Linked DNA regions of Homo sapiens: all the other regions are linked to region 5. A link is an interaction called in ENCODE POLR2A ChIA-PET data of the cell type or tissue named here. Cell type or tissue: CD4-positive, alpha-beta T cell. All regions are shown on one strand. Each heading gives the region's core, and the rest is flanking DNA. Links, peaks and the distances in the headings are about the cores only.

Region 1 (4,387 bases), core at 197-4,196, 260 kb after region 5:
AGTGATGCCCCTCCAAGAGACTGCTTCCCATCCTGCTACTGTCATCTCTTTGATACTTTCTCTTGTCTTAGAAGTTTTCTAAGATGAGCAGCATGTTTATCAAACAGAATTTTGTAGCTTAATAGAGAAATATAAAATCCTTCCACAGAAAAGTTATAAATAAGTTGGGACCACATTAGCCAACTTTCCGTGAAACTCATGCCCCTTTCTGATGCACCAAACTGTCAAAAACATGCTTTGTGAAAAAATGGCTGTTCTTCACTCTGGCCTAGAAATCCACAATTTATGTTTTCTCAAGCAGAAGTCACATCTTTTTTCTCACCTGCTCTCCTGGTTCATCCAGTTCTCTCTCTAAATCCTCCAGCACAGTCACCACCTCCTCCCCACTCTCTGGATGCTGCTCCTGCACCCAGGCCTGGAGCTCCTCAGGTAGGATGGTCAGGAACTGCTCCAGCACCAGCAGCTCCAGAATCTGTTCTTTGGTGTGGGTCTCTGGCCTCAGCCACTGATGGCAAAGTTCTCGGAGTCGGCTCAAAGCCTCACGGGGACCAGATGTCTCCTGGTAGCAGAACTGTCTGAAGTACTGACGGAAGACCTCTCTGCTATGGGTGTTGTTTTTACGCAGGTCCCAATCCTGTCTGGTGGTATATTTCTCTTCCTCTATCTTTACTTCCAAAGGTTCATCCTGGTCCATGTGGGCCTGGATAGCCCAAGTAGATGCCATTTTAGCTGTGCTAGAACTACCGGTGTTTCAAGTAAGATCTCACCTGGAAACTGTATTCCTGGACAGTCCTGAAGAATAAGCCATCATTATTAATACAAACTCCACCATAAAGTAAAACTGCAAATTCTGAGAACTTAACTATGACCTTTGAAATCTGACCTCCGGATTAATGTACAATACTTACTCAGAAAAATACTCTGATAGAAAAGACTTAAGATTAGACCGATTTAGGCCGGGCACAGTGGCTCACGCCTGTAATCCCAGCACTTTGGGAGGCCGAGTCGGGCGGATCACGAGGTCAGGAGATCGAGACCATCCTGGCTAACATGGTGAAACCCCGTCTCTACTAAAAATACAAAAAAAAAAAAAAAAAAAAAATTAGCCGGGCGTGACGGCGGGCGCCTGTAGTCCCAGCTACTCAGGAGGCTGAGGCAGGGGAATGGCGTGAACCCGGGAGGCGGAGCTTGCAGTGAGCCGAGATCGCGCCACTGCACTCCAGCCTGGGCGACAGAGCGAGACTCCGTCTCAAAAAAAAAAAAAAAGATTAGACTAATTTAAAGAGAAAGACTGAGGAAAGGTGCCAAGTTGTTTCAGGACTTAAGAGTAAGACTTGTTGGTAAACTTATTCTCATTTGGTCCTAAATGAAAGACAAATGGAATAAAACTAACATTTAGATCAAGTAAATAATAATAACAAAAGGTTAGGACATCCTTGATTAGTTACTTTTATCTTTTGAATGTCCAGATGTCTGGTGGAAACCATGAAATCACAAAAGCTACAGTCATGTAAATTTATTTCTTCAGGGACTTAATCTTTCTGCTCCTCATTCTTCATTTATAAAGTGAGAAGGCTGAAGAGGTTACTCTTTAAGGCTTCCCTCTAACCTCGTGGTCTGTGATTATAATCTGAAGTGAGGAAGGCCCAGGAAAGGGTCCCTAGGACGCCGGCGAGCGTCTGTGACCCACCACTGTCCAGAAATGTCGGTAAGCGCTGAACCCAAGGATACACAGCCCGAAGCAAACGCGGAAGGTATGGGCCTTACAGCCTGGAATTGCTGCAGAGACTGGGAGCCAAACCCTCATCCTAATGTCCCAACGCACTTTGGGGAGGGAGAGCTTCCCGCGGATCCGCCTGGGTTTGGGAGGACCGGGGTCCACTCTGCACCGGCCAGGGCCTGAGGGGCCCAGCAGCTGGAATACAGCAATCTCCCGCCCACCTGCTCGCAGCGTACAGAGCACAACATCGCTCACCTGCGGCCCCCAGGGCCAGAAGAGAACTCCCTCCTACGGAGCGAAGGCAAGAGGCCTCGAACCCTTTTGGGACCCGGAACCCATCAAAAGTGACCCACAAAGGCCGGAAGCGGCCACGGGGGGTCTAAGAACCAGCCCGCGCGGGGCGCACTTCCGCGGCCGCTCTAGGAAGGGAGCGAAAGGGGCTTTCAACTCGGTAGTGTTTCCGCGCGTCTACGTGAGAGGAAGGTTGATGGCTTTCAGGCCCGCTGGTAAATGGAACGGGTTTATCTTCTCCTCTTCTTTACCCAGCCATTGTCCACACTTCCCCCGACCCGATGGGTGGTCGAGGCTTGTAGAACTGATCTTAAGACAGGGAAATCCCTTGCGTCTCCATTCACTTTGGGATTCTGTGTCTCTGAGGTTAGAGATGCCTCAAAGGGATGTTCTCCGGGGGACCTTCCCAAATCCGCGCTTAGCGGTGGCGAAGGGACTTCTTCCACACAGACTTCTCAAGGGCCAGCCGGCTGGTTTCTGCCGGCTCTTTCGCCATCCACGATTCTTTTGATGTTCTCTTTTATGTGCTGATGTATGATTATATGTCAGAAAACCCGGTTCAATGGAAAAACTATAAAAAAAGGATAATTTAGTAAAATAGCAAGATATAAAGTTAACACACTAAAATCAACGACCTTCATATATGTGAATAATCAATGATAACGAGTTACGAGATATAATGGAAGAGAAGACCATATTTACAAGAGCAGCAAAAAAGTGAAACTAGGAATAAACTTAACAAGAAATGAACAAAACTTCTATGGGGAAAGCTTTAAAACATTCCTAAAAGGCCAAGTATACATTTAAACAAACAGAAAGCGATATGAGGTTCTTGGAAAGACTCAAAGAGGTCAGTCCTCCCTAAATACGTATGCAACTGTAGTATTCCAACAAAAATATCAACAAATATTGTTCTGGAATTAGATAAACTGATTATAAAATTCATGTGGGGAAATAAGAATAGCCAGGAAACCCATGAAAAAGAAAAATGGTGAGGGTCAACCTTATCAGATACTGGAACATACCCATATAATTTTAGTGTATTAACAGAGAGAAAGAATAGACCAGAAATGGATCCAGGTATGTAAGGATATTGAGTAAATGATGAAGGTGACACCACATATCAACAGGGAAATGAAGAACTTAGAAGTTGTGCTGGGATGATAACCGTTTGGCAAAGGTAAAACTGGATTTGTATTTCCCACCACACATCACAATAGAGATAAATTCTAAATGGATCTGAGATCTAAATATAAAAAATCCACCTATACATGTATTAGAAGAAAACATGAATAATAATTCTAACACGTGGGAATAGGGAAACATTATCTAACCATATGACTCAAAATCTAAAACCCATAAAAATAATAAATCTGGCTACATGAAAATAAAATGTATTGCTTGTCAAAAAAAAATAAGGAAAGAAAAAGGCTTGCAACATATCACAGGCAAGGGCTAGTTTTCCAAATACCTAAAGAGCTCCTAAAAGTTGAGAATAACCAATAACCCAATAGAGAAAATGGCCAAAAGAAATAAATAGTTGACAGAATAAGAAATGCTAGCAGCCCTCAAACATCTGTAAATATGTTCAACTTCACTCAAAATATGAACATACAAATTAAAAACTATGCTGACTGAGGCACCGTTAGTCATCAGATTGGCAATGGTACAAAAGTTTGACAGCATGCTCTACTCATGAGGAAGGAGAAACTCTTAACATTCTAGTGGGAATGCAAAATGGTACAACCCATAGGTATGAAAGATAATACTATACAGCAAAATTATATATGTAAGTTTACCCTTTGTTCCTGCAATACCACTTCTAGAAATCCATCTCAAAGATACTTTGACAAAAATATGAAGTGACACACACACAAGATTAAATGAGATCAGGAGAGGCCTGATTTTTAAAATGCCAAATATGAGGGGATGAAATTGAGAAATTCTCAGGAGGAAAAATGGATCAGGGCTTCATCATTGATTATGTGGGGGATAAGAGAACCAAAAAAAAAAAAAAAAAAAGCCTGGTATCGTCAGAGGATGGTGGTCCCTCCACCAAGACAGGGGACACTAAATGACAAGTAGCATTTTGAGAAGAAATTTATGAGCACAGCTTGGCCATGTTAAGTTCGAAATCCTAGGAAGCATTACACTGTAGATGTTGCTATTTGTTAATGGATTGGTTTAGGGATTTGTGGGTCTAGGAGTCATGAGAAGAGAGTTAGCTTGAGATCCATATTTTGGAGCCTTCCACCTTTCAGTAATGGTTAAAATGATTAAGATATCTCATGAAGTGTGTGGTGCTAAAAAACAGCCTAGGACAGATTTCTGGAGTGCCCTTTGCCCCCTACTGCCAGCCCTATAGATTCTTCTTTC
Region 2 (4,387 bases), core at 274-4,273, 110 kb after region 5:
ACAACCCAGAAGAGAATACTCACCTCTATCGTGTAAGGGCTGGGATCCCAGAGATTCATGCTTGAACAGAGCCTTCATTGGCTGGCACTGGCTACTTTGAGACCCTTGAGTTTGTGTCAATAGTGCCATCTTGCAACAGAGCAGTTCTTGCCCCTGGTCACCAACGGGAACCTAGAAGTCACGATTTTTAGTTATCTACCCAACATTTCTATGTTTTCCATGTGCAAGTGATTTCTATTTTCTAGGCACTGTTTCTACAAGCCTTATGATATTAACACAATTAATATAGATAACAACCCTGTGAGCTATTATTTTGGATTTTTATGATAAGTTGCTGAAAACGGAGATGTGGCCCGGATCCTCTCTCCTGAGTGGACAGCATTTTTTTTGTTGTTGTTGGTTTTTTTGTTTTTTTTTTTTTGAGACGGAATTTCACTCTTGTTGCTCAGGCTGGAATGCAATGGCATGATCTCACCTCACCGCAACTTCCGCCTCCGGGGTTCAAGCAATTCTCCTGCCTCAGCCTCCCTAGTAGCTGGGATTACAGCCATGTGCCACCACGCCCGGCTAATGTTTTGTACTTTTAGTAGAGACCGGGTTTCTCCATGTTGGTCAGGCTGGTCTCGAACTCCCGACCTCAGGTGATCCGCCCACCTCAGCCTCCCAAAGTGCTGGGATTACAGGCGTGAGCCACTGCACCCAGCCAAGGGTGGACAGTGTTTAAGCAGCTTGCCCATGTCACCCAGCTAATAAGTGGAAATGCTAGGATGGGAGCTCAGACAGAATGACTCCAGATCCCGTGTTCTTACCATTACTCTAGGCTCCCTCATTATATACATCTGTGTGTTTACGAAAACCCTTTGGACACTGGTGCTAAATTCTCAATACTAATATATTTTCTAATCTGAAAAATGAGGATAATAATTTCTACTTTATGAGGTTTTGGAGACCAGTAAATAAGATCACAGTATGTGACATCACCTAACACAGGGCCTGGCACATAGTTATGTCCTCATTAAAAGCAGGTTTCCTTCCAGACATTGATAGTTAAATTACAGTTTTCAAGTTACTGTCTCACGTGCAGCTCAGAATTTCCCACATATTTTATGAAGAATGAAGCTAAGAGATTTGCAATGACTTCCCACTGCTACAGGGCTTGCGTGCAATAGACCTAAGTCAAGAACCTTGGTATCCAGCTCACCAGTTAGAAGATTTGGCCACACAGGTCCTCTGAAGTTGTGTGCACAGGGACACAGGACGATGCAAAGAGGAAACAGTCCCTCATAAAACAGGGAAGAACATGGAGGTAAAAATAGGCCCACTTTCTACCAGAGGTTCATAACCAGTGGTCCATGGACTTTCTCCCAAGTGGTCCATGAACTTAGAAAGGACAAAAACTAATCTTATTTTTACTGGTCTTTAAGAGAGAGTTAACATTTCCTTCAATTATGAATGGAAGCAACAAATCAAGGTAGCATAAGCAGTACCCAGGACTTTGTCACCAACAAAACCTGCACGTTTTCACACCACATTACAACCAGGCAAATAGATGCTTATCGCCATTTTGAAATTGCCAATTATAAGCCCTGTCCCTAGGTCTTATTATTTAGTGCAGTAATAAAAATCCACATATATGACTTTAATACAAATTTAATTCTTTGCTAACTGTATGTCAATATAGTTGTGTTCTTTTGTAATCCTTTATAGTTTCTTTATATATTTAAAAATATAATTCTGAGAAGGAGTCCAGGGACTTCACCTTACTGCCAAGGAGGTTCACAGTACAAAAAGAGATGAAGAACTCCTGGACCTTAAAGGAATGCCCCTCGCTCCGATCTGGGATTTCAGGAGGAAACAGACCACAGCGCTCAGATACTAAACCTGTTCTTTCTACCTGCGGCGCCGGCTCATCCAGCTGCCTCTCCAAATACTCCAATAGCACCACCACCTCCTCCCCGCTCTCTGGATGCTGCTCCCGCACCCAGCTCTGCAGATTCCCCGGCAGGATGGTCAGGAACTGCTCCAGCACCAGCAGCTCCAGGATCTGCTCCTTGCTGTGCATCTCAGGCTGCAGCCATTGTCCGCAGAGTTCTCGGAGCCGGCTCAACGCCTCGCGGGGGCCCGCAGCCTCCGGGTAGCGGAAGCCTCGGAAGCGCTGGCGGGAGCGTTCGGGGCCCCGAGCAGGGCTGCAGGGTGCTCTCACCTCCGCCGTCAAGGCGGAGGCTTCCTCCTTCTCCACCTTCACGGTCAGGAGCCCCGTCTGGTCTTCTGCAGACTGGGCGTCCAGGGCTGCGTTTTTTCTCGGTTCTCTAGCCATTCTGACCCAAGGCAGTACTCGGGTCTCACTCTAGTTGCGACCTGTATATCTTCAGAGGATTCTGGAAGGGTGGTAAATTTTCCAGTAGAACTGCAAGTGGTCCCCCTCCTGTCATGCCCAGGGGCCCAGGACACCCCCTGAGGCGCAGCTGCACAGATCTCTCTTATAGTCCGTGCCTTTGCAGGGTCGTCCTCTGCACCCCACTCTGAATCCCACAGTAAGTATCACCAAAGGATGTCTTTGGGAGTGAAAGTGATCACTCTCCAGACATAGGAGGGAAGTTGAGGCTGGGGCACAGGAAGTCTCGATGGGAACTAAGGCCACTTCCTGGGCGCTCTAGGAAGCTTCTCTCGGTGGTTGTCTCCGAATTAACCCATTAGCTACCCTGTCCTTACCTCCACGCAAGGGAAGGCAGTTAAGGGATAGAGAAGGAAAGGATGACAGACCTTGGATCATAAGAAATAGGACTGAGCCTTTAAATCCTGGAAGGATGCCGCTGCGGCTCATATTTCTTTCCTATGTAAAGCTTGCTTAAGCAGCTGGCATAAAATTGACACTAAAATTGAGCTGGAAAGCAGGGGTTCCCCAGAGCCCCAAGAACCCTGGCAGGGGGACCTTTAGTCTCTCTCAGAAACATCAAAGCAGCAGAACACATCACCAGGCACTTGCCTGGAGCGAGCAGTGGCTGCCCTTGGTCCTTCCCCACTCACCCCCTTAATCTGTCACTTTTTTTCCTCCTCCTTAAGGCCAGACTACTCCTCCCGACCCTGACTGTAGCCCTCACCTCCCACTAATCCTCAACACACTGTCCCACTCCCCCACTCACCACTTTGCACATTCCATGGCTGCTTCTCTGGCAATCAGGCTTATGCTGCTCTCCACCTCCAGAAACTCTCTAGTCTCTGGCTTCAGGGACCCCATTCTCTTCTGCTTTCTTCCTTCCTGTTTCTTCCCAGCCCCCAATCACAGTCAAGCACAGTGGCTAGATACGCAGGTAGCCAGGTTACCTGTGTAATCCTGGCTTACCCTCCCTGTGCCCGACTTTTCCAATCTGTAAATAGGGAAAGTAATAGTAGATAGGGATGTTGTAGGCATTACTAGGGATTAGATAATGTTGTGAGCACTCTTGTGTAAAGTGCTTAGAACAGTGCCTGGCATGTGATAAACTAGGCCTATCCTATAATAGAAGAAAGCCCTGAGAATTCTTTGAACTAGATGGGACTCGATTTTAAGCCATAATTGACTGTAAGTTATTTGACTGGACACTTCAGTAAGCCCCTTTCTGCCCAGTGGAATGGAGAAGCTACAAAATGCAAGTTCAGTAGTTTATGAGGGGAAAAAATATCATGTCAGTACTTTCTTGAGTTTTTCTTTCTTTGCCTATGCCTCTACATTCCAAGGATTAAGAAATAACATAACTTAAGAAAATGAGAAGTCCCAAAGACTGTTGCAAATGAAAAATACTACAAAATATCTTTCTCTTGATGAGCTACCACAGAAGGTAGGGGGCACTGCCCATGAAGTATCCTTATAAGTGAACTTGAATCTAAGTACTTTTCTAGATCCAAATATTTACAGAAATAAGTTAAGTTAGCAGTTTTCACACTCTGTGTCACACAGAATCACTGGGGAGCTTTTAAAACATCCTGATACCTAGGCTGCAACCAAGATCAATTAAATCAGAATGTCACAGGATGGGACTCAGGCATTAATAACATTTTTTGGTTGTTTTTGTTTGTTTTGCGACAGAGTCTTGCTGTGTCACCCAGGGCTGGAGTGCAGTGGCGCAATCTTGGCTCACTGAAACCTCCACTTCCTGGGTTCAAGTGATTCTAGTGCCTCAGCCACCCGAGTAGCTGGGATTACAGACATGCGTCACCATGCTGGTCTCAAACTCCTGGCCTCAAGTGATCTGCCCACCTCAGCCTCCCAAAGTGCTGGGATTACAGGTGTGAGCCACCACGCCTGGCCAACTTTCCTAGGTGATTCCAACATGCAGGTGAGTTTGAGAGTTAAGGAATTAAATGACACTTTAAAAAATCAATCAGCCAAATCCAACATGTGGGACAT
Region 3 (4,387 bases), core at 205-4,204, 190 kb after region 5:
AATACAAGACAAAAATCTCAGTGGACCAGAAACACAAACACAGAGTAGTTAGTGGAGTTGATGACTTGACTGCAGAAACAGTCAAAGACATCCTAGAATTCAACTCCTGGGGGATTAAATGTGGTGTGTCTCAGGTTGTAGGGAACCAGGCTCACTGTTTCATTCCAGGACCTGCAGTGGACTTCCACACTCATGAAAGGGAGACAGAAAAATAAAAGGTAGTTGACTGCTGACTCAGCTTATGACTTTATCAGCAACTAAGGCCCAGGAGGCAAGGGACAAGGAGAGACTCATTACTAGTAACTAACCTATTTATTTGCTCATTTAGTCAATAAATGTTCATTGAGCACTCATAACATACCAGGTACTTGGCTGGGCATTAGGGCTACAATGGTGAAAAAGACGGGACCAGGCCCTGTTTTGCTGGAGCAAACATTTTAACGGGGAAGACAAACCAAAAATAAAAGCAACAACAAAAATAAGTAAGGAGGCAAATAAAATAATTATGAGTTGTGATGATTACTGAGGATAATAAACTAGGCACTGAGTTACCAAATAAATGGACAGCCTATTTAGATGGGGTAGTGGGAAGTGAGGTAACATTTAAGCCAAGCCCTTAAGTGCAAAAGAAGTGAGCCATACAGAATAGGGATGAGGGAGGGGAAGAGCACTCTGGACTATCCAAAGGCCCTGAGGAAGTGCATGCTGCCATCAAAGACAGGAAAGGAGGCTGGAGTGTCTACAGTCATGTGGGAGAAGAGTGGCAAAATATTAGGCTGGCAAGCCAAGCAGGAGTCAGATCATGTAGGGCATAGGAGTTAGGATTTTATAAATGCAATGAGAAACCACTGAAGGCTTTAAGAAAGGGAGTGACAAGGCTGAATTCTGTACCGAGAAGCTCTGCTACTGGATGGAGAATGAGCTGAGGGAATGAGGGTAGAGGCAAAAGTGGAAGCAGAAAGCAAGAGTAGAAGCAGAAGAGGCAAGAGTTAAAAAAAAGGGTAAAGTGGAGGGGGTGAAGACTATTGCACTGAATCTAGAAAGACTTCCACTTAGTTTAGATGTTACTGTACAAGTGAAAGGAGAAAGAGCTTAACCTTTGTAAAAGCAGTTCAGTCACTGGACAATCAATTTATGGAGCTGAGCTAAGAGCTTGGAATATAGAGGTGTTTATAGCTCATGAGGATATAGTTACAATACAATAAAATAAAAGCCATAATTTAAAAAATGTATACAAGGTATACCCCTGGAGGAAGTGGAAGAGCTCATCCTAAATACAAGATTAAGTTTTTATGCATTGCCTGTAATCCACAAAGGAATTCATTTCACATATATTTACTAAGTGTTTACGAGGTGTCAGACAGCAAAGAGTGAAACAATGCAGAATTTGATGTGTCCCCACTGTCCTTCACCGAAATAAAAACATGGCAGAAAGAGCATAAAAGAGAATGTTTTCATTCATGAGAATGTTTTCATTCACGTCAGCATAATTAACAACAGCAACAAAGAGATCATGTAAATCACAAATCATGTGTGTTGTAAAATAAATCCCAAAGGATACCAATTACGATGACAAGAAAACAGAAGAAGACCTTAAATACCATGAGGAAACAGTCAAATCCAGAAATGGGGATGCACTACAGGAAGACTGGAAGAGCCTCCTTTTAAACAAGGCAATGGGATGGGAGGAAGGGAGGCAAAGAGTAAAATTGCCCTAGGTTAAGACTCAACTACATGCAGTGAGTGGTCTATGATTGGATCCTAGTTGGTACAAACAGGTATAAAAGACATCTGTGGGACAACAGGGGGTGGAAGGATTTAAACATGAACTAGGTGTTAGGTGAAGCGCCTACACTTAGTTGGGTGTGCTAATAATCTTGTGGTTATGTAGGGAAATGTCCCCAATTTTTAGAGATGCATTAGAAACTAGAGGTGACAAGTTATGAGGTTGGTGGTTTTTACAATATTTAAAGAAAACATATGCGACAAACATTGCATAATGTTGACTTATTAAATAAAAATTACGTGTATATAGGAAATAAGGCTTTTGACAGGGAGAGACCCTTCTCTACCTCTGGACCTCGGTTTCGCCGCAAAGCTCCGACCTCTCTAGGGGTCTCTCCCACCACCCTGTGAAAGGGCTACCTAGCTTGCCTTAGGTGGATAGCAAGGGAAGGGTCCCTGGAGAGCCTGCCCCCGCCCATGATTTAGTGTCTTATCCCCACATAACATAAAACTAAGCCTGGGGAAAAAATCAGGTTGCAGGCACCGATAAGGGAACTAGCACAGGGTGTTGTGCCTAGAGATATGCCCACGGCTGCATAGATAGAAAAACCTCGGGCCCATTTGGATAAAAACTTGCACAGAACCTCCAGCTCACTCAGATAAGGGAACAAGGCCTGACACATAATGCCTTTGTCCTTTGTATAGTCAGCAGGTTCCCAGGAAAAGTTTCTTCTCCTTTTGTGGGTATGGACACGGTGGGTTCTGGTAGGTTCCGGCAGGCGCTCTACTTTCCTTTATTAGGACTATAAGCCCAGCTTCTGTGAATCATCACCTCAGCCCCTGATTGGTCCGGGGCCAAACTTTCACTTCGGCTTCTGATAGGTCCTGGGCCAAGCTAAGCAGCAGCTATGAATCATCATTTCAGCTCCTGATTGGTCCCGGACCAAGCTGAGTCAAGCGTTCGCCAGGACAGCCCGCAGACTAAGCGCATTCCCTCTCCTTTCCAGTCCATAAAAACCCCAGAACGGGCCCCATAATGGGTACTCCCGGTCGGGACCCCTTCTCTGCTGGCAGAGAGCTTTTTCCTTTCGCTTATTAAACTTTCGCTCTAACCTCACCTTTGTGTCTGCGCTCCTTTATCGTCTTGGAGGCAGGACAAAGAACTCCGGGCGTTATCTCAGACAAAGAAAGGCTGTTTAATCTTCAGGATAAGGGGCGGGACCTCCACCTACTCCACGGGGGCTTCAGGCCAGTGAATGTGTAGGGGCGGGGGTCACGCCTGCGCAGACGTTCCCTCCCCGCCTACTCCAAGGCACAGACCTGAAATCTTCTGGGAACCTGGCGGGTCGCGACAAGGGGCCAAGACTCACCTTCGGGGCACCGGCAAGCTACGGAACAGGTGGCGGGGCTGCAGCACCCCAATGACCGATCAACCGCAAAGGCCGGAAATGCGTCAGCCGTTCTGAGCCCACTGGCTGAAGCCAGGCAACTCTTTCCTTTCTAGGAATTCCAGAGGTGGCTGCTGCTTGGTGACTCCCTTATTGCAAACCCCGGGGCCAAAAATCCCAGTCCCACTGGGTGCGAGGCGGAGAAATCCGGCGAGGCATTTCTATGGGGAGCGGCCCCCAGCATTTAGGAGTTAGATGGTCATCGAGACCCAAAACATTAGAGCCGGAAGGTGTTAGGAAGATATAAACGTAGAGAGCGAGTAACAGGAGGCAATTCCACGGCCAAACAGGTTTATTTACAGGAAAAGCCTGCGAAGAGTTCCAGTTAGGAATCTGGCTGAGATCCTGATCGCTTACAAGCTGAGGCTTTTATAATAAAGTTTCTGTTGGGGAGGGGTTGGGGAAGTGCTGGCTAGTTGGAACTGTTTGGACACTTTCCAACTGGGGACAGATGTGGTTAGGGCCGTTAGGCTCTGTTGCGGTTAGAGCTGTTATGCTCTGTTGAAGCTATGGACGGGGTTGACATTTGCTTTGTTTCTTGAGAACACAGTCATCAAGGTTGTAAAATGGCATCACTATTGTTAGTCCTCACAGAAGGGACTTCATACTTTTTCTGTCTCTAATACTTACCTATTCTTCCCCGAGTCTGTCCACTTCCTCTGGTCTCTTTGACATCACAAAGGAGAGATGGTAATGGTGGGGACGAGAATACAGAGTTGTTTTTGTTGTGGTTTTGTTATTTTGTGTTTTACACTCAAACCTCTGTCTTCTGGAATCCCAAAGTCTAGAAGAAGAGCGTGTAAACAAGTAACTGCGTAAAACAGACGTGCATGTGAAATGAAGTAAAATAAAATAAGTGCTTGTAAATCGATGAGAATAGCCTCTGGAACATGCTAAGTACGTATGTAGGAAATAAATGTATGTATTAGTTTGAATTCGTGGCGTGGAAGAGAGAGGAAAACTAATGGGGCAAAACAAGACTCAGCAGGAATCTGCCAGTGTACACTGGAAAAGGAGCAAAGGAAATAAATTTCTGGGAGAGGGAATCAAATGTACAAAAGCAGAACTGGGGTGAAATCCTTTGGTACATCCAAAGAACTGGGCTGATCAGCATGACTGGAGAGTGGTATATGTGGCAGGGGCACCAGCTCTTACTTTTTTTGGATCCCTAACCAAGGAATTTGAGCAGTCTGATCAAATTTACATCTAGAAAT
Region 4 (4,387 bases), core at 245-4,244, 210 kb after region 5:
GTTGCAAATATCTTCTCCCAACCTTTTAATTTAATTGTCTTTACCATTAGTTTCTAGTATCTTTTGATATAGTTTTAATTTTTAATGAGGTCAAATTTATTTATTGTTTTCCTTATAGTTTGTATGTTTATGCAGTTTAAAAGAAATCTTGTTTTACTTGAGCTCATAAAAAAATGATTCTATAGAAGCAAACTTGTGAATAGAAAAAAGAGCAATTATTCTAAATTTTCTTTTAAAAGTCTGAAAGTTAGCTGACTGGAATTGATTTTTTGTGCAACATATAAAGTAGAAACCCAATTTTATTTCATTTTTCCATTTAGATATCCAAATATTACAGTACTATTTGTCAAGTAGCTCCTTTATTCCTCACTGATTTGTAATGCAATTTCCACCATATATCAAGCATCCACACATACATGTTTGTTGCTCAGTCCTCAGTTCTGTTTCATTGGTCTATTTGTCTGTAGTTGTGCCAATACTATATTGTCTTAGCTGCTATAATTTTATAATAAATTATATAGGGCAAGTTTCTGCAGCTCCTTCATTTGTTTTAAAAATGTCTCGGATTCGTGACTCTTTCATTATTCCATATACATTTAAAATCAACTAGTCAAGTTCCACTGAGCACAATTGGAATCTTGATTTGCTTTGTACTGGATTTGTGTATCAATTTAGGAAGGAATGATATCTTTATGATATTGAGTTCTCATATATATAGGTGTATATACATGTCTCATATACAGGTGTATACACATGTCTTATATACATAGGTGTATATACATGTCTTATACATAGGTGTATATACATGTCTCATATACATAGGTGTATATACATGTCTCATATACATAGGTGTATATACATGTCTCATATACATAGGTGTATATACATGTCTCATATACATAGGTGTATATACATGTCTCATATACATAGGTGTATATACATGTCTCATATACATAGGTGTATATACATGTCTCATATACATAGGTGTATATATATGTCTCATATATAGGTGTATATATATGTCTCATATATATAGGTGTATATATATGTCTCATATATATAGGTGTATATATATGTCTCATATATATAGGTGTATATATATGTCTCATATATATAGGTATATATTTCAACTACTTATCCCTAATGAATAAAGTTACTAATGTTTCCATTCAGGTATCTTTTGTAAGTATTTGCTTCTGTGATAGATGTCTTTTAAAAATTCTATTTTTATAATTTTGATGGAGAATGTGATTGTGAACATGAATTTTAAAAAGTCCAGCCAACTTGCTAAACTCTCTTATTAATCATCATAATTTGAGTGTTAGATTATCTTGGATTTTTTATGTAAACCACGCAGCATGTTCCTTAAAATTTATGTATTTAGAATTCATATTCTAATTAGGCAATGCAATCAACTCTAAAATTAAAAGTACATTTAAAACATGCACCCTAACACTTTCCTTCTCACTCTTGTCCCCGTTTTCACTCAGTTTCTGACCGTTCACCTCTCGTAGGTAACCACCATTATTAATTTTCCGATTTTTCCAGGGCTTCTTTGTGCCACACACGCACACATAATTTAGATTCTTTTTACTCTCTTCTATTCGCAAATATAGCAAATTATGAAAATAATTCTGCACCTTGCCTTTCTCCCTTAGTTATAGCTGGAAAAATAAAAATTTAAAAGCCTCTTTAATAGCAAAAGGGGAGGGGACACAAGGTGCCGAGCTAGCAAACGACAGAGTCTGTCAGGGAGGTGGCTAGAGAGGCCCGGAAGTGGCTTCTGTGCCCCGCCCTGCGGGTGGTTTGCTAGTTTCAAGCACTTTGTGAGTATGGGGTGAATCGGCGTCGGCCTTCCACTGTGGGGTTAAATCTCATCCCGCGGCTCTCCTCCTGTCGGTCCTGCAGTTCTTTTGTCCCCGGGTAGAGGTGCGTTTGCAGGAGTATGTGTGTGTGTGTGTGTGTGTGTGTGTTTGTGGAGAGAGGCCCTTCCCTCCCCAGTTCCTGCAGCCTCGGCTCCCAAGGAGGGAGACCCCTGCGAGAAGCCGTGGGGGAGGGAAGGGCGCTCTGCGGCGGAATGAAGTGGTCCTCGGCGTTCCTGCGTAGAGCCCAATATGGGTGTCCCTTGTTTAGGGCCGTTACCGAGTGTCCGGGTCGGTTCTTGAGGGTATTTGGAGACGGGATGCATGGGTCACATAGACAAGCCTCGAGAATGGGAGCCGTTACATTTTTGCACTGCCTGGTAACAAGGTCAGTTTCAAGGTCTTTAAATTATTCTGTGGTACTGGCCAAGAGCCAGAACGTTGGAGTCAGATTACCTGGTTCAAATCCTGCCTCTGCCACTTACTGGCTGTGTGACTTTTCACTAGTTCCTAAGCTCTCTCTCTGCCTCATTTTACTATTTTGTAAAATGGGGATAATATTCCCTAACTCACTGGGTTGTTGTGAGGATTGAATGCATTCGTATGGGTAAGGTGCAGAGTAAGCATGATTTAAAGATTTGCTTTTATTAGTGGTACTATTATTATTTATAACTATGATGACACATTAGTGACTGGCTTTTGTACGGTTGCTTTCAATTTTACTGTCATTCATCAATTCACTTTGTAATGGATGATTTCTATATTTTAGGAGGGAAAAATAAGATACTCTGAAAAAGAGCCTATCCCAAAGCAAAGACCAAAACTGGTTTGTGTTGGACGTTGTGATACTCAAACTCTCAAAGGCTTTAAGACTCGGGGGTACCTTTTCCTTGGCTGGAGATTAGGAGGAACAATAGAAGTTTTTAATAGTGAAAAAGGACTAGGACCCCTGGTTTTTGCAAAAATCTGATGTCCTGCTTAGTGCTGGAGATCCACCAGTTTTCGAGCTTCCAGGAACGCCCTAGCCTGAAACTGGCTTCATACTAACACCCTTCATTTCAACCCAACTTTTACAGGGTTAGCTCTTTCATAGACTTGTAACTCTTTTCTGTTAATGAGAAACTTTCCTTTCCTTATCTTCAGTATATTTACTGATTTGATAAATACTTTGTGTTGGCAACCAATTTCCCAATCTTGTGCCTTCCCACTGTGATCAGTTTGGCTCAGATCCAAGTAGGGGCCAGGTAGTGAAACCTAAATGGAGTTTGTGGAATAAATGATATAAATGTATCAGTGTTGTTTTCCTGCCATAGACTTCCTCCCTTCCCCACCGTGGACACCCTCCTCATTCCACTTGGGCTCCAGATTCACTCTGGGTTGGGCTGTGGCTCTCTCTCGCCTTCCTTGACCCTACCTTAATGCTTTTTGGCTGTATTATTCAGGAAGGAAAGAAGTTAGGACATTGTTTAATTTTCTAAAATTTTGGAGAGAAATTTAAACACATTTAATTGTAGAGAGAATGTTACAATGAACACCAATATAACCATGACTCAGCTTCAGCCATCATCTTTTGGTCATTTTCTTTCATTCTTCTTTTCCCTCCTTTCCACTCTCTTTCCTTCCCTTCTCCTCCTCCTTCCCTTTTGTCTCCCTCCTTCCCTTTTACTTCCTCCCTCTTTCCCTCTCTCCTTTCTTTCCCTCTCCCTCCTTTCTTTGTCTTCCTTTCCTTCCCTCCCTCTCCCCCTCTTTATCTCTTTTTTTTCCTCATTTCGTCCCTCTCTTCTCTTTCATTTTATAGCAAATTGCAGATGGAAACATTTTAGTTCACTCACAAGTACAAGTACTTCAGTGTCAATTTCTTATATACAGGGACTTTTATCTTAATATAATCATAGTATCATGATCACACGCAAAAAAATTGACAATAATTCCTTGATATCATTATCTTGATTTTCAAATAATTGTCTCAAATATTTCTAGAGTTTTTTTTTTTTACAGTCTTTTTACAGTTGTTGTTTTCAGTGGGGTCCGAATATGGTTCACCATTTGCATTTATTTGATAAGTCTGTTCAGTCTTCTAATCTATGACAGTTCCCATTCCCTCCCACTCCTTTTGGTAAAAATGCCATTTATTTGTTGAGGAACTTGAACCTTCTGTTTTATAAAATGCCTCACATTCTGGATTTGGTCGATTGCTTCTTTTTAGTATCTTTAACTTATTAGATCTCAAACTCAGCTGCACATCAGAATGACCTAGAAAGTTTTAAAAGTTATTGATGTATTAAAAGTCCCACCCCCAGAGAGTGATTTAATTGATTTTTTTTTCATTGCAATCTCCATCTCCCAGGCTCAAGTGATTCTCATGCAACAGCCTCCCAAGTAGCTGGGATTACAGGTGTGTACCACCACACCCAGCTAATTTTTGTATTTTCAGTAGAGACAGGGTTTCGTCATATGGGCCAGGCTGTTCTTGAACTCCTGACCCCAGGAAATCTGCCTCAGCCTCCCAAAGTGCTGGGATTACA
Region 5 (4,387 bases), core at 306-4,305:
GCACAACTTCAGACTTAAAAAAAATTTATTTGTTTATTTATGTTGAGACAGGGTCTTGCTCTATTGCCCAGGCTGGAGTGCAATGGCAGGATCTCAGCTCACTGCAGCTTCTGCCTCCCAGGCTCATGCGATTCTCCCGCCTCAGCCTCTGGAGTAGCTGGGACTACAGGAGCCCACTACCATGCCTGGCTAATTTTTGTATTTTTTGCAGAGATGGGTTTTTGCCATGTTGGCCAGGCTGGTCTCAAACTCCTGAGCTCAGGTGATCCTCCCGCGGCTTCACAAAGTGCTGGGATTACAGGCATGAGCCACCGCGCTCAGCCAAAAAAGTTACTTTTAAAATGTGAAAAAAGAAACTGAAAGTAGAGTTCTAGTCTGTCACCAGTTACTTCCAGTTACCATCCCAGGTGGAAAGCAACAGCTGTGAAATAAAAAGCAAAAATAATTACTTTGAAGGAGTCCAGAAGCACTGTAGCTTCCCAGTGTTTACTATTATTTACTTGTTTTCATGTGATAATTAGATGACAAAACCCTTAAATCAAAACGACTTTGTCAGTACGCAAAATATTGGGGAGTTAGTAATTGGGAAGGGATAGAAATGTTGGTGGTGGCTACCAGCAGGAGCAGATAAAGAGGGAAATTAAGGTGAAAATTGGAGGAGCCCTGAGAACTCAATAATAGGTGGTTGGGAAAGGTGCTGAAGGAAATAAATACATGAGACTTAAACAACAAAAAATAACACTTGCCACAACCTCCACCCCTGAAATCCTATTAGTCTCAAAAGTTAAAAAGCTCTAATGCAACAGGTCTGTAAAGAATGAACACAGGGCCAGGGTGGTGTCTCATGCCTGTAATCCGAGGACTTTGGGAGACTGAGGCAGGAGGATCACTTGAGCCCAGGAGTTCAAGACCAGCCTGGGCAACATAGTGAGACCCCCGCCCCGCCCCGCCACCCCGTTTCTACAAATTTTCTTTTTTAAGCTGAGGGTGGTGCACACCTGTAGTCCCAGCTACTTGGGGGGCTAAGGTGGGAAGACTGCTTGAGCCCAGAAGGTTGAGTCTGCCGTGAGCTATGATCACACCACTACACTCTGCAATAGAGACCCTGTCTCAAAAAAAAAAAAAAAAGGCAAAAAAAGAAAAAAAGACTAACAAAGAAAGAATGAACATAGATTTGTTCCCCATATCTTGTGGTATTAAACCTAGGGTCTACTCTTCAAGCTTACATCATAGGTTTAGCATTAAAACAGCTAAGCAGCAAAGCAGATGCTGTAAGCGATAGAAATTCATTAAGATAGGAAAGAGTGGGAAATATGTAAAGATCCAAAAAGAATATATATTTAATTACGATTTTTTTGAATACTTAATAAAATATGCTATTCCTAAGTGCCATGCCATAGGGATTTCACAAAACTATGAACTGTGATTAGCAGGAATTCCTCATGAAGTTTGTACTCTATGTGAGAGGTCTGGATATGTTTATGAATCGAGAACAGTAAAGTACAGGGTATGTAACGGAGCCAAACGCGAATCCAGTTGGAATCCTAAGGATCCATGAAGTGCTCCCTCCTCCAACACTTTCCCAGCCTCCTATTCACAGCTCCAGCCTCCCCACGTCCGATATCTACCCCCAGGGGACCGTTACTATTGACAGCGAGCGCGCGGAGCTGCATGGGCACACAAGGCGGAGGGGACACCAAGGTCCGTTATTCCCCAGCACGTTCACTGCCCCAGCGACAGCGCAAGCCTGAGGCACGCAGACGCGGGAGGAACCCGAGGCACAGCACACAGCAGGTGAGGGGCGTGGTACTCCGGTACCCTCAGTCGGCCGACCATAGAGCTTGTAGACCTCCAGGACTCCTAGAGAGCTTCCGGAAGTGCCTTTGGGGCAAGATGCGTGCTGGCCGGTGTTGTGCCTCCGCAGATTTAGAAGTTAGTGGCCGGAGGGGCCTGGTCCGAGTACAGCTTTCATCGCCTTTACTCCCCGACCTTCCTTCGAGTCTGTTTATCCGTTGCAGCCTCCCTTCCCCACGACGGGGCGCCTCTGCAACTCACAGTGAGTACGGTCGGGCTCTGGGCCGGAGGAAAGTGGGTGCTTTGTGGCTGGTCCAGGCCGCAGCTGAGGACTGGCCTGAGGGGTCCGGAGAGGGGCCTGTGCGGTGTTCGGCGCCGCGGACCGATTCTGACGCCTTAGTTGCTGTTGCAGGCAGAGTACGTCCCCACGAATTGCCCTTGAACTTTTTGCGAGGGAACCTTTTATGAAGCTTTCTTCATAGATAATCGTGTTGTGGTATGTTTTTGTAGTCGATCTTGTTTATCTTAAAATGGGGAACGCCCCCCCCATGTTATTTTTTATCCAACTATTTCCAGAGTCTGAATTGTTTTCACTTAGCGCTCTTTTGCGTTTAGGTCACAACAAAATTCTCAGTTTTTAAAAAAGACATATTTTGCTTTTGGAAGCCCCGTTTATCCATGGAAACCAATTTTTGCTGTTACTCTTCTTTCTTTAGTGTATTCAGAAACTGGTGGTGTGTTGACTAGATAATTGTACGAAAGTTTTTTTTTTTTTTTAATTTCAGGGTAATTCAGAATTCAACATTATCAGAATGCCTATTTCATTTGTTAAAGCAAACTGAAGTTAGCCAACGAGGAACTCTGGGAGGGCCCCATTTCCAAAACTCTGGTTAGTCATGAGTAATTTTTGTCAGGCTACTTTGACTGCCACCACCACCTTTAAAAACATATTTCTGTTGTTTGTTAGTTCCGTTGAGTATATTTACGTAGCAATCATTGTTTTAGCAAATACATACATGTTTTGAATTTCTGTTGTTTAAATGTAAAATGTGATAGATGTTAATTAAAACTTTCAGCTAATGCAATTTGAGATAACAAAGCATAGTATTGGCTTCACCTACTTTTTCTTGGATTTTAAATCCTGGAAAATGTCTTTTTTGTTTTGTTTTCAGTTCCCAAACATTTCTCAAATTAGACATAGTCTGAAGGAAGAATACATTCCTTCCACAACTATTGAAAAAATAATACTGTTAAAATTGAGTTGTGCCTTCAGCATCTCACAGGATTACAGTATTTAAAATCCAGAGGAAGCTTTAAAGATTGCCTTTTAAACTCATGTAAACTTGACTAGGTGTTCTTTAAGGAGACTATGTAAAAATCAGTCTGTATCCACAAAGTGCTCACCAACTTAATACAGACATGTACGCACAAAACTGAGAGGAAGGTACATACTGGAGTAATTTTGCACTCAGTTATTTATAGGTTGTAATTCTCAAAAACCAGCTGATCAGAGAGGGAAGAGACTTAAAAAAATGGAAAATTAGCCACTAAATAGAATAATCAAGATGAGCAATGGGCAAGACCTGTTGGCTGATTTGGTATAAAAAATGAACAAACCTGATAATTAGCTGGTTTTCATCAGTGTTGTTATTGAGACTTTTTAATACCACATCAACAATATAAAGTTCTTGAATGCTGCGCACTTCACATTAAAATATTTTATAGCCTCCTGTACTGGTAAGTAGTGGGATTGCACCTGTGAATAGACTCTGCACTCAAGCCTGAGCAACATAGTGAGACCCTGTCCCTAAATAATAATAATAATATTTTATAGCCATTATGGATGAGGATTGCTCAGTAATAGATGGCCAGTTGTTCAGTAGTTAAAAATGAACCTTGGCTTTAAGGAAATTTATAAGAAAACATGGTAAGACTACCACTATATAACATCACATTCTAAACAGAATTTATGTCCCATGTATTGACCTTTAAGTTTTTAACATTAAACCATAAGTAGCTATTTTAAGAAAATTTAAGAGTTTGTTTTGATTTGAAAAATTAAATTATTTTAAAATTAGCTAAGACCATTTTAAAATAAATTATCTTAAAATTATAGATAATTTATTCAAACAAAAACAAATTGTCAAAACCAAATTGATTACCCTTTCTCAACAAAATCTCAGCATCTTCCTCAAATTCACTCTTCCCCCAAATCTCACTATTCTAGCAAATTCCTCCACTTTCCTGTAAAGTCATAATCAATGAACTATACCCCCAATGTTAATTGATATATTTAACCATATCTTTTGCTCCTTGGTTCTTCTGATCTGTAGTTTACTCTCCACCCTGTTGTTCCCGGCCTTGTCTAACTTGAAAAATAATTTTCAAATTCCCTTTCTTTTCTGTACACACTCTCTATGTAGGATTTGTTTGTATGTTTGTTTGTTTTTAACCTTCCTGGCATTCTTGGATGGCCTTTGAGTCTGTGAACTCTGCCGAAATTGAGTATACAATTTTGTATCTGTGGACATTTTGCTGGAAAGAAGTTCTGTGTTTTCTTTAGGTTGAAGAGTCTATAAACCAACCCCCCTCG
Region 6 (4,387 bases), core at 173-4,172, 300 kb before region 5:
CCAACTTGAAGCTCCTTTTGGATAGAGACTTTATGTATCTGGATTAATATTGTATTCCCATTTAGGAGAGTGCCTGGCACACCATAGATGCTCAGAAAGATTCAATTGAACTCGAATAGGTAGGCCAAACACACACGGGGTCCTAAATTGTGCAGAAGGGTCAGATACCTAAATTTTGCTTCCATGGTCTTATGAAGTATAAACTAAAAGCCCAAGTAAGGAGCAAAGGTTAGTTTACCAATTTTATCTCTGGAACCCAGGTACACTGAAAAGTATTATTTAGCTAGCTTTCAGTCCTCTGTAATACAGAAAGTAAATATCTGACACTAGGTTCATTTGAAACACTCTTGCTCTGTCACACAAGCTGGACTGCAGTGGTGCAATCATAGCTCATTGCAGCCTCGAACTCCTGGGCTCAAGTGATCCTTCTGGTCTCAGCCTCCCGAGTAGCTAGGACTACAGGCTATGAGACGCCAGGCACGGTTAGTTATTTTACTTTTGTAAAGATCAGGCTGGCTTCGAACTCCAAGGCTCTAGCGGTCCTTCCGCCTCGGCTTCCCAAAGCGGTTCTGTTTACCGGATGGTGCCAAACAGTTCCAGGCTCTTGGTGCCCGGTAGAAATTGGACGACACACACACAGATAGCAAAGCAAAGCAGCAAAAGTTTAGTAAACAGAGTATTACACTCTCGGGGGTGGGAGAGAGCGGACTGACCTCTGCGAGGTGAGATCAGCGTCAGCTTGCTGTAGTTTGAGTCATTTTATGTGTGTGCGTGCGTGTGTGTATGTTTTCTGTTCCCAGTGCTGCCTAATCTATAGCCAGCATCTGCCCTTTTATTGATAGGTTTGTTGCTTACTTTGTCCTCTGTGGCTTGTGCCTCTATCTTATAATCTTAAATATATGCATGATATGTAGCCCATATGCATGAACCTTAAGTAGCTGATTATCATACGGGCTTTTGTTAAGGATACTTTTCCTCTCTAATACGCATGCCCATCTCTGAAGAGCTGCCTCTTAAACTGGTTTGTTCCAGATCTTGCCGGCCACGAGGTCCTTGCTCACATTATCTCTTTTGTTTCGGCTGCAAAAGGTTCACTGCTTGTTATCTCGCTTCTTGTTCACCCGCCCATCTACCTTACTTCTGCCCTTTGCTTTTACTTATTCTGCCCTCTAACTTTCAGCTCCCTTTGTTATTCTCTTGCCTCACTTTTCTTATTGTTTCAGCTGTATTGCAGGCGCGAGCTGCCGCGCCTAAATTTCTTGATGTACCGTAAACATTTCAATGTCTACTTTCTATCTCAAAACAATGTGGTGTAAAAGCCGTTTAGTTTTGCTTCATCTCCATACAGCATTCCAGTGCCATTGCAAAATGACTCGACTATCAGATAAAACTGAACACAGCTCTACTTGGTGAAAAAGTAGGTGGCTCTGAAAAGAACCTTTTTGGTTTGGACCGAGGTATGAGTAATGAACTGCTCCAGCCCCGCTACTTGCCCTTGGCCTTGTGGTGGCTCTCAGTTTTCTTAGGCAGCAGCACGGCCTGGATATTGGGCAGGACACCACCCTGGGCGATGGTCACTTTACCAAGCAGCTTGTTGAGCTCCTCGTCGTTGCGGATGGCCAGCTGCAAGTGGCGCGGGATGATGCGGGTCTTCTTGTTGTCGCGGGCCGCGTTGCCAGCCAGTTCCAGGATCTCGGCGGTTAGGTACTCCAACACCGCCGCCAGGTACACCGGCGCTCCGGCACCGACCCGCTCAGCGTAGTTGCCCTTGCGGAGCAGTCGGTGCACTCGGCCCACTGGGAACTGAAGACCCGCCCTTGAAGAACGGGTCTTAGCCTTGGCGCGAGCTTTGCCGCCCTGCTTGCCACGTCCCGACATGACGTAAAAAATTCAATCAGTAACGTTCCTGAGACTGACGTAACGCTAAAGCTCCGCTACTTATAGTCAACAGAGGCACGAAAACTAAGCTGTGCTATTGGCTAACATTACAGTTTCGCTTTAACCAATGGGATTGCGGTTTTGAAAAACACTTATTTTGATTGGACAAAGTTAATATACGTTTCCAGGACTCACCACTGGTTAAACGCACAACTTCATTCTCTACCCCACTTGCGTTAAGAAGCAGTGAATAAGCGGTAGGTTGACAGAGCTACCGTCTTCCTGTTTTTTTCCTCCAATTTTCCGGCAGTTACTCCCAGTCATGCCCGAGCCCTCAAAGTCCGCTCCTGCCCCGAAGAAAGGCTCCAAGAAGGCAGTGACAAAGGCCCAGAAGAAGGACGGCAAGAAGCGCAAGCGCAGCCGCAAGGAGAGCTACTCCGTGTACGTGTACAAGGTGCTGAAGCAGGTCCACCCCGACACCGGTATCTCGTCCAAGGCCATGGGCATCATGAACTCCTTCGTCAATGACATCTTCGAGCGCATCGCCGGCGAGGCTTCCCGCCTGGCGCATTACAACAAGCGCTCGACCATCACCTCCAGGGAGATCCAGACGGCCGTGCGCCTGCTGCTGCCAGGGGAGCTGGCCAAGCACGCGGTGTCGGAGGGCACCAAGGCCGTCACCAAGTACACCAGTTCCAAGTGAGCCCGCCCACCGCGGAACGTTCGGTCAGTCTCGGCCCACACCCCAAAGGCTCTTTTCAGAGCCACTCAGTCTTCCCAAAGAGAACTGGCACTCACTGTTCTTACAGCAGGTATTTCTTACTTGCTACAAAGACGATTTCCAAGATTCCTTTAGCCTTGTTAGAAACTAATTTTGGCTCAAGCCTCTAATCCCGGTTCGGGAAACCGAAGCGGGTGGCTCACCTGAGGTTAGAAGTTCGAGACGAGCCTAGCCAACATGGTGAAACCCGTCTCTACTAAAAGTACAAAAAAATAGCTGGGCGTGGTGGCGGACGCCTGTAATCCCAGCTACCCGGGAAGCTGAGGCAGGAGAATCGCTTGAACCCGGCAGATGGAGGTTGCAGTGAGCCGAGATCGGGCCATTGCACCCCAGCCTGGGCAGTAAGAGCGAAACTCTGTCTCAAAAAAGAAAGAAAAAGAAAAGAAATTAATTAGCACTGCAGTGTACTGCATGTTGCAGCAACGCTTGAGACAATTTTATATCTGAAGAAGGATGAGGTTTATCATCAGACAAACCTAGTAAAGGGAAAATTCAGTTCCTGTTGACCCCAAAGAAAATATAATACTTAAGTGTCACTGGTAAAATATCCACAGTGCTTCCGGCGCTCTGTCCCTAAACTTCATGTGTACTTTAGTAATGAAGCAGTTGGCACACACACAAACGTACAAATCGACTTGTTTGTTTTGAGAGTGGTGCTGTTTCTCCTCCCTTGTCCCCAGTTTGGATTTGCTAAATATTAAGATAGAAAGGCAGTAGAAAAAAGTTTGAACCCAGTTTACAGCACCGTACACGTCAATCGGGCTGAGTTGATGTCAATGGCCAATCCCGACACTGCGAGGGCAGTTTGAAACTTGGCCACCGTTTTCTCTGGTGAGTGTTCTAGTTGGGAAAATTCTTGGCAGTGCAGGTTTTTTGGAGGAATCTTGCTGTCTTACTCATTCCCATAATTCTCTTGTGTGGAATTCCTATTTATGAACATAGTTTCTATTCCCTACTTTTTCTGTTAGGGTCTGCTCCATGTTTTCTTGTCTGTGTCACTTGCGTTTACTGTATCTCTAGTAATTGGAAGAAATGTTAAAAGAAAAAAAAATAGAGGAGGAGAAGGGCTGTTCTCCATTGTTTTCCCCCACCCCCAACTCAGGAAATCAAAATGAGTGTCTTCATTTTAAACACTTAGGAGTGGCATATTTAAAAGTATTTTGGTCTTTGCCAAGAATCAGTGTGGGAACTCTTCCACATCAAATTGTATTTGCTGAAGGTTTTTGATAATATTTTTTATCCAGTAAGTGTACTCCAGTGACCCAACCATTCGATTCCTAGCTGTTTACATGAAAGAATATTTTGCACACATGCAACAGGAGACATATGAGAATGGAAAAAATGCCATTTTTAATAGATAAAAATACTAGAGGCAACTACATGTTCATGGTCAAAATAATGCATTTATTGAGGTACACACAGTACCTGGTTGAATTTTAGAAATGTAAGTCTCAGAAGGTTCATATATAATAACATTTTTTTTAAACTCAGAAGTAAAACCATGGCTGGGCATGGTGGCTCATGCCTGTAATCCTAGCACTTTGGGAGGCTGAGATGGGAGGTTTGCTTAAGCTCAGGAGTTCAAGACCAGCCTGGGCAGTATGGTGAGACCCTACCTCTTAAAATAAATAAATAAATAAATAAATAAATAAATAAATAAATAAATAAATAAAATGAAAATAAAACCAAATTATACATTGTTGAAGTGTATATAGAAGCGCTTATACA
Region 7 (4,387 bases), core at 83-4,082, 120 kb after region 5:
AAAACCTCAAGTTTGAAAATTGATTTGTATTTTAGTATTTTGTCTCTCCTGGTGATAACAGTGTTTTGAGTTATTCTCACCTTATCTACCCCTACCCCTCCCAAAAGGTACAAACAGACTGTTTAAATGAAAAATGCACACCTTGAAAATTTAAAAAAACTCTTCTTTGTCTAGCTACTTTAAAGGTTTTGATTTTCATGGGATATCCAGTGCAATGGCAATAATCTCAGCCTTGACAATAAAAGTGACAGATTTAAGAAACTAGTCATAGTAGGGAATTTTAGAGGGGGAGTAAATAGGATATAGTATTTACTTTCTATTTAAATTAAATTTTCTTTATGTTTATCCCTTATATAATTTTTGAAAAGGTCCTTTTCTAGATATTAAAAAATAAGATATATGAGTTTTCCTCTCAAGAAAGAATATTGACTTCTAATTAGTAACACATATTGACTAGATTTGTTGGCCTTATGAAAAGTTTTAAAGTAAACATATTTAATTTTTACTTTAAAAATATGCTTTCAAAGATACATTCAGACACTTAAGAAGAAAAGATAACTGCTTGTGATAATGAAACTGGTTGTTTTTTTTCTGTTATGATAATTTCAATGCTTGAAACACTGAATAAATTACACGTCAGTACAATGTTTTGTATATTTAATGATATTTCAAAGCTTCTGTCAACTGATCAGTTAAACACAAAAGTTTGTTCAGATTTTTTAAAGGTTTTTTTTTCTTTCTTCCAACTTTTGTTTTAGGTTCAGTGGGTACATGTGCAGGTATGTTACATGAATAAAGTGCATACTGCTGGGGTTTGGTGTACAAATGATTTTGTCACCAAAGTGGTAGCATAGTACCTTATAGGTAACTTTTCAATCTTCACCTTCCTCTCACCCTCCACCCTCAAGAAGTCCTTGTGTCTGTTGTTCCCATTTGTGTTCATGTTTACTGAATGTTTAGCACCCACTTATAAGTAAGAACATGCAGTATTTGGTTTTCTGTTCCTGTGTTAATTGGCTTAGGATAAATGGCCTCCAGCTGCATCCATGTTGCTGCAAAGGACATGATCTCATTCTTTTAGCTGCATGATATTCCATGGTGTTATGTACCACATTTTCTTTTTCCAGTCCACCACTGATGGGCATCTAGGTTGATTCCATGTTTCTGCTATTGTGAAAAGTGCTGTGATGAACATACACATGCATGGTCTTTATGGTAGAACAGTATATTCCTCTGGGTATATACCCAATAATGGAATTGCTGGGTCAAATGAGAGCTCTGTTTTAAGTTCCTTAAGAAATTTCCAAATTGCTTTCCACAGTGGCAGAACTAATTTACATTCCCACTAGCAATGTATAAGCATTCAAAGAGTTTATCTTATTCAAAAACTATAAAAACCCAGTTTGTGATACTGTGGGCAAGAGAGACTATTTCTGTTCTCTGTTGTAGAATTTATTTTGATAAAGTGATATCTGTTGCTTTTATTCCCCCTGAAACTTACATTGATTGCAAAGTGTTGTTGATTTATTTTCTCTCACAGTAATAGCCCTAATTTCTTCTTACCTTAAACCTTTCAATCCAAACGTATGTCCATTGTTTAGTTTAATTTTCGAAATACTTTGACAATTATTTTTGCCATTGTGTTTGATGAATTTCTAAATTGCGAAAAATGGCGAAGTATGTGTGTTTTATTTATGTGAGCAAAGTGAAAATGTTGGCTGTTTGTGATAACACTCAACGGAGCTGGCCTGTTTTTACATGAATAAAATAAACATCCACTTTAAAATGAGAAAACAAAAACAAAAACAGAAACAAAAAAAAAACCCCAACAATCTTAGCTCACAACGAAATGACCCTCCCAGCCGTCCTCAGCAGGCAGCACCCATGTTAGTCTCCTTCTGCGATGCCTAAGCGGCAGCACCATCGAGCCAAGGTCCTCCAGCGTTCCTAGAGCGGAGAAGAAAGCGCTCCGAAGAGCTAGAGCTGACACTCGGCGATGAGCTAAGACGCTGTTTCAGAGCGTTTGGGTCCTCTGAGGCCCCTTGACCAGGTGAGCGGACCCTGGAGCTGGGCCCCGGGCTGGGGCGGAACTGCGGCCTAGGGGCCTAGGGAGCAGCTGCTTCCCGGCGGGTGCAGAGAATCTTCCCTCGACCGAGGGGGCGGGGTCCGTAGCGGAGGTGTCGGCCCTGGGGCCTATGAGAGTGATGAAGCTGTGGATCTGGTAAACAGAGTACAACCTTCTGCTGCATATTTTTCATCCATTCAGCGCAATTTTAAGTAGATATTAAAGGTAGGCGCCACCGAGAAGGTAATATTTGAGCAGAAATCTGAAGGAGGTGGGTGGAAAGACCTAAGTGGCTTTTGCGGTCAGGAACTTTCTAGGTAGAGGGAATAGCAAGTGCAAAGGTCTTAAAGCAGGAGCTTGCTTGGCATATTTGAGGAATAACGGGGAGACCAGAGCGGTTGGAGCAGTGAACAAAGGCGACCTTTGTAGGGAATGATGTCAGAGAGATTGGGGTATGGAGAGGAAGAGTGTAGAGGAAATGAGAACTGTATCGTGTAAGGAATTTTGTCTTTTTTTGGTGTGTGTTTTTGGAGGATTTTGAGCAGAAGAAAACATGATCTGACTTATGTTTTAAAGCTTCTTTACTTGGAGACTCATGATGATAATAGATTGTAAGTGGGCAAGAATGGAATCAAGAAAACTTAAAAGTTAAGAGTAATTTTTTAAAATTCCAAGTAATTCAGGTGGGAGATAAGGATATCTTGAGCCAGTGATCAGATTATGATCTGCTTTGAAAATAGAGACAATAATATTTGCTACTGGGTCAGATGTAGGGTGTGACAGTAAGAAGGCAAATATAAATCCAAGGTTTTGGGCCTGTGGGTGCAAGAGATACTGGAGAAAAGATCTGAGGTTTAGCTTTGGTACCTCGTGTAAGTTCTTCAACTCTCCCCGTCTCAATTTCCTTCTCTGCACGAAGAAATTAGGAATAGTGTCTTCTTTATAGGGTTGTGTGAGGGTTAAATAATTAATATATGTGAAACATGTAGTATAGTTGTCCTGGCTCATTGTTTTATTATGCTGAGACATGAAGTGTGAGTGGGCATTAACAAGAAGAAAATTGGAGGGTTGGAGGGTGGTCCAAGCAGAAGGAATAAGCTGTGGAAGGGCCAAGGAGCAAGAAGGAGTATTGCAAATTTGATGAAATAAAGTACTTTATTAGATCAAAAAACAATGTAAACCATATTAAATGTTTTGAACTTGATCCTAAGGGTAATAATCAGCCATTATATGTAACAGGCATAGCAGGGACATAATAATATTTCATATCCTCCTTAGAATGATCACTGTTTGCGTGTGGAAAATAGATTGGTGTCTCAGACCAGTCTGTTTGTCACAGTGGTCTAGGTAGGAGAAGACAATGGCAAAGGGGATGAGAAGTGGATTGATTTGAGAGATATTTAAGCAATAGAATCAATAGAACTTGATTGATCAGATACATGAGATATGAAAGGAGGAAGGAATGGTCAGTTTTCTGGCTCAAATAGCTGGGTAGATGGAGCTCCTCCCAAAACAGTTTATCAAATTATTTATTATATATTGTGTTTGATATATTTAATCACATTATAGAAATGAACTCACCACTAATTCAGCCTCATACCCAGCCAGGCACGGTGGCTCATGCCTGTAATCCCAGCACTTCGGGAGGCTGAGGACGGTGGATCACTTGAGGTCAGGAATTCGAGACCAGCTTGGCCAACATGGTGAAACACTGTCTCTGCTAAAATTACAAAAATTAGCTGGGTGTCATGGCAGGCATTTGTAATCCCAGCTATTCGGGAGGCTGAGGGAGGAGAATCACTTGAACCCGGGAGGCGGAGGTTGCAGTAAGCCAAGATTGCGCTGCTGTACTCCAGCCTGGGCAACAGAGGCAGACTCCATTTCAAAGAAAAAAAAAAAACACATCATACCCTATATATACATATCAACATCATACCACATGTTTATTTATATACCAATACTGATATAGATACCAGTATATATATATGTATGTGGCATAGATATATACTGATATGGGTATAGATATCTCTATAGATATAATAATATGAATACAGGTATATATAAAAAATACGAATACAGGTATATATACCTAAACAATAATACGAATTATGTATATATATACATATGCCTGTATTTGTGTCATTATTTGTATAACTAGGGTATCTATATCGGTAAAGATAGGTAGAGATCTAGAAAGAGATTTACTATAGGGAATTAGCATAGGTCATTATGGAGGCTGGCAAGTCTCAGTATCTTCAGAGTGAGTTTTCAGGCTGGAGACCCAGGAGAGCAAATGGTTTAGTTCCAGCTCAAGCCCAAAGG

Evidence for each region. ChIA-PET counts read pairs that join two places held together with the same protein. Peaks named below come from ENCODE experiments on the same cell type or tissue, not always from the same donor. Only the 100,000 strongest peaks of a DNase experiment are listed, where the experiment ranks them.
Region 1: POLR2A ChIA-PET joins it to region 5 with 14 read pairs; 15 of 35 experiments call an interaction of 5 or more read pairs at or near these places.
Region 2: POLR2A ChIA-PET joins it to region 5 with 39 read pairs; 25 of 35 experiments call an interaction of 5 or more read pairs at or near these places.
Region 3: POLR2A ChIA-PET joins it to region 5 with 12 read pairs; 20 of 35 experiments call an interaction of 5 or more read pairs at or near these places.
Region 4: POLR2A ChIA-PET joins it to region 5 with 16 read pairs; 19 of 35 experiments call an interaction of 5 or more read pairs at or near these places.
Region 6: POLR2A ChIA-PET joins it to region 5 with 10 read pairs; 8 of 35 experiments call an interaction of 5 or more read pairs at or near these places.
Region 7: POLR2A ChIA-PET joins it to region 5 with 33 read pairs; 25 of 35 experiments call an interaction of 5 or more read pairs at or near these places.

Annotation. Positions count from the first base shown.
Region 1 is chr6:28,397,682-28,402,068 of GRCh38, forward strand. It overlaps ZSCAN12 (zinc finger and SCAN domain containing 12), which reads right to left and starts at 2,066. Exons shown (of 4, transcript NM_001163391.2): 1 at 1,976-2,066; 2 at 323-792. The coding sequence starts at 724. LOC105374998 (a long non-coding RNA gene) reads left to right here and starts at 2,138. Exons shown (of 2, transcript XR_926659.2): 1 at 2,138-2,226. RefSeq lists a silencer at 1,119-1,188 and an enhancer at 2,200-2,449. In CD4-positive, alpha-beta T cell, for the core only: CTCF peaks have their summits at 2,113 and 2,312; a DNase peak (open chromatin) is centred at 2,150; H3K4me3 peaks cover 2,030 bases; H3K27ac peaks cover 757 bases.
Region 2 is chr6:28,249,664-28,254,050 of GRCh38, forward strand. ZKSCAN4 (zinc finger with KRAB and SCAN domains 4) reads right to left here and starts at 2,606. Exons shown (of 5, transcript NM_019110.5): 1 at 1,895-2,606; 2 at 24-171. The coding sequence starts at 2,317. RefSeq lists enhancers at 2,165-2,234, 2,365-2,414. In CD4-positive, alpha-beta T cell, for the core only: no CTCF peak of the experiment used is centred there; DNase peaks (open chromatin) are centred at 2,208 and 2,638; H3K4me3 peaks cover 1,697 bases; H3K27ac peaks cover 600 bases.
Region 3 is chr6:28,332,987-28,337,373 of GRCh38, forward strand. ZSCAN31 (zinc finger and SCAN domain containing 31) reads right to left here and starts at 3,162. Exons shown (of 4, transcript NM_030899.5): 1 at 3,096-3,162. RefSeq lists an enhancer at 2,708-2,827. In CD4-positive, alpha-beta T cell, for the core only: no CTCF peak of the experiment used is centred there; DNase peaks (open chromatin) are centred at 2,635, 3,065 and 3,655; H3K4me3 peaks cover 1,923 bases; H3K27ac peaks cover 1,561 bases.
Region 4 is chr6:28,348,139-28,352,525 of GRCh38, forward strand. It overlaps ZKSCAN3 (zinc finger with KRAB and SCAN domains 3), which reads left to right and starts at 1,809. Exons shown (of 6, transcript NM_024493.4): 1 at 1,809-1,929. It also overlaps a transcript of ZSCAN31 not described here. RefSeq lists an enhancer at 1,744-2,103. In CD4-positive, alpha-beta T cell, for the core only: no CTCF peak of the experiment used is centred there; a DNase peak (open chromatin) is centred at 1,783; H3K4me3 peaks cover 1,682 bases.
Region 5 is chr6:28,139,974-28,144,360 of GRCh38, forward strand. It overlaps ZKSCAN8 (zinc finger with KRAB and SCAN domains 8), which reads left to right and starts at 1,910. Exons shown (of 6, transcript NM_006298.4): 1 at 1,910-2,056. RefSeq lists enhancers at 1,922-2,041, 2,052-2,171. In CD4-positive, alpha-beta T cell, for the core only: no CTCF peak of the experiment used is centred there; DNase peaks (open chromatin) are centred at 338 and 1,818; H3K4me3 peaks cover 2,246 bases; H3K27ac peaks cover 612 bases.
Region 6 is chr6:27,836,462-27,840,848 of GRCh38, forward strand. It overlaps H2AC15 (H2A clustered histone 15), which reads right to left and starts at 1,914. Exons shown (of 1, transcript NM_003510.3): 1 at 1,419-1,914. The coding sequence starts at 1,878. The coding sequence ends at 1,486. It overlaps H2BC15 (H2B clustered histone 15), which reads left to right and starts at 2,108. Exons shown (of 1, transcript NM_003520.4): 1 at 2,108-2,649. The coding sequence starts at 2,201. The coding sequence ends at 2,581. RefSeq lists enhancers at 44-981, 400-449, 1,070-1,159, 1,230-1,279, 1,550-1,659 and 3 more. In CD4-positive, alpha-beta T cell, for the core only: no CTCF peak of the experiment used is centred there; DNase peaks (open chromatin) are centred at 750, 1,020, 1,940 and 3,340; H3K4me3 peaks cover 3,377 bases; H3K27ac peaks cover 2,751 bases; H3K27me3 peaks cover 565 bases.
Region 7 is chr6:28,265,164-28,269,550 of GRCh38, forward strand. It overlaps ZSCAN26 (zinc finger and SCAN domain containing 26), which reads left to right and starts at 1,980. Exons shown (of 4, transcript NM_001023560.4): 1 at 1,980-2,050. RefSeq lists enhancers at 1,818-1,877, 2,022-2,586. In CD4-positive, alpha-beta T cell, for the core only: no CTCF peak of the experiment used is centred there; a DNase peak (open chromatin) is centred at 1,938; H3K4me3 peaks cover 1,503 bases; H3K27ac peaks cover 1,052 bases.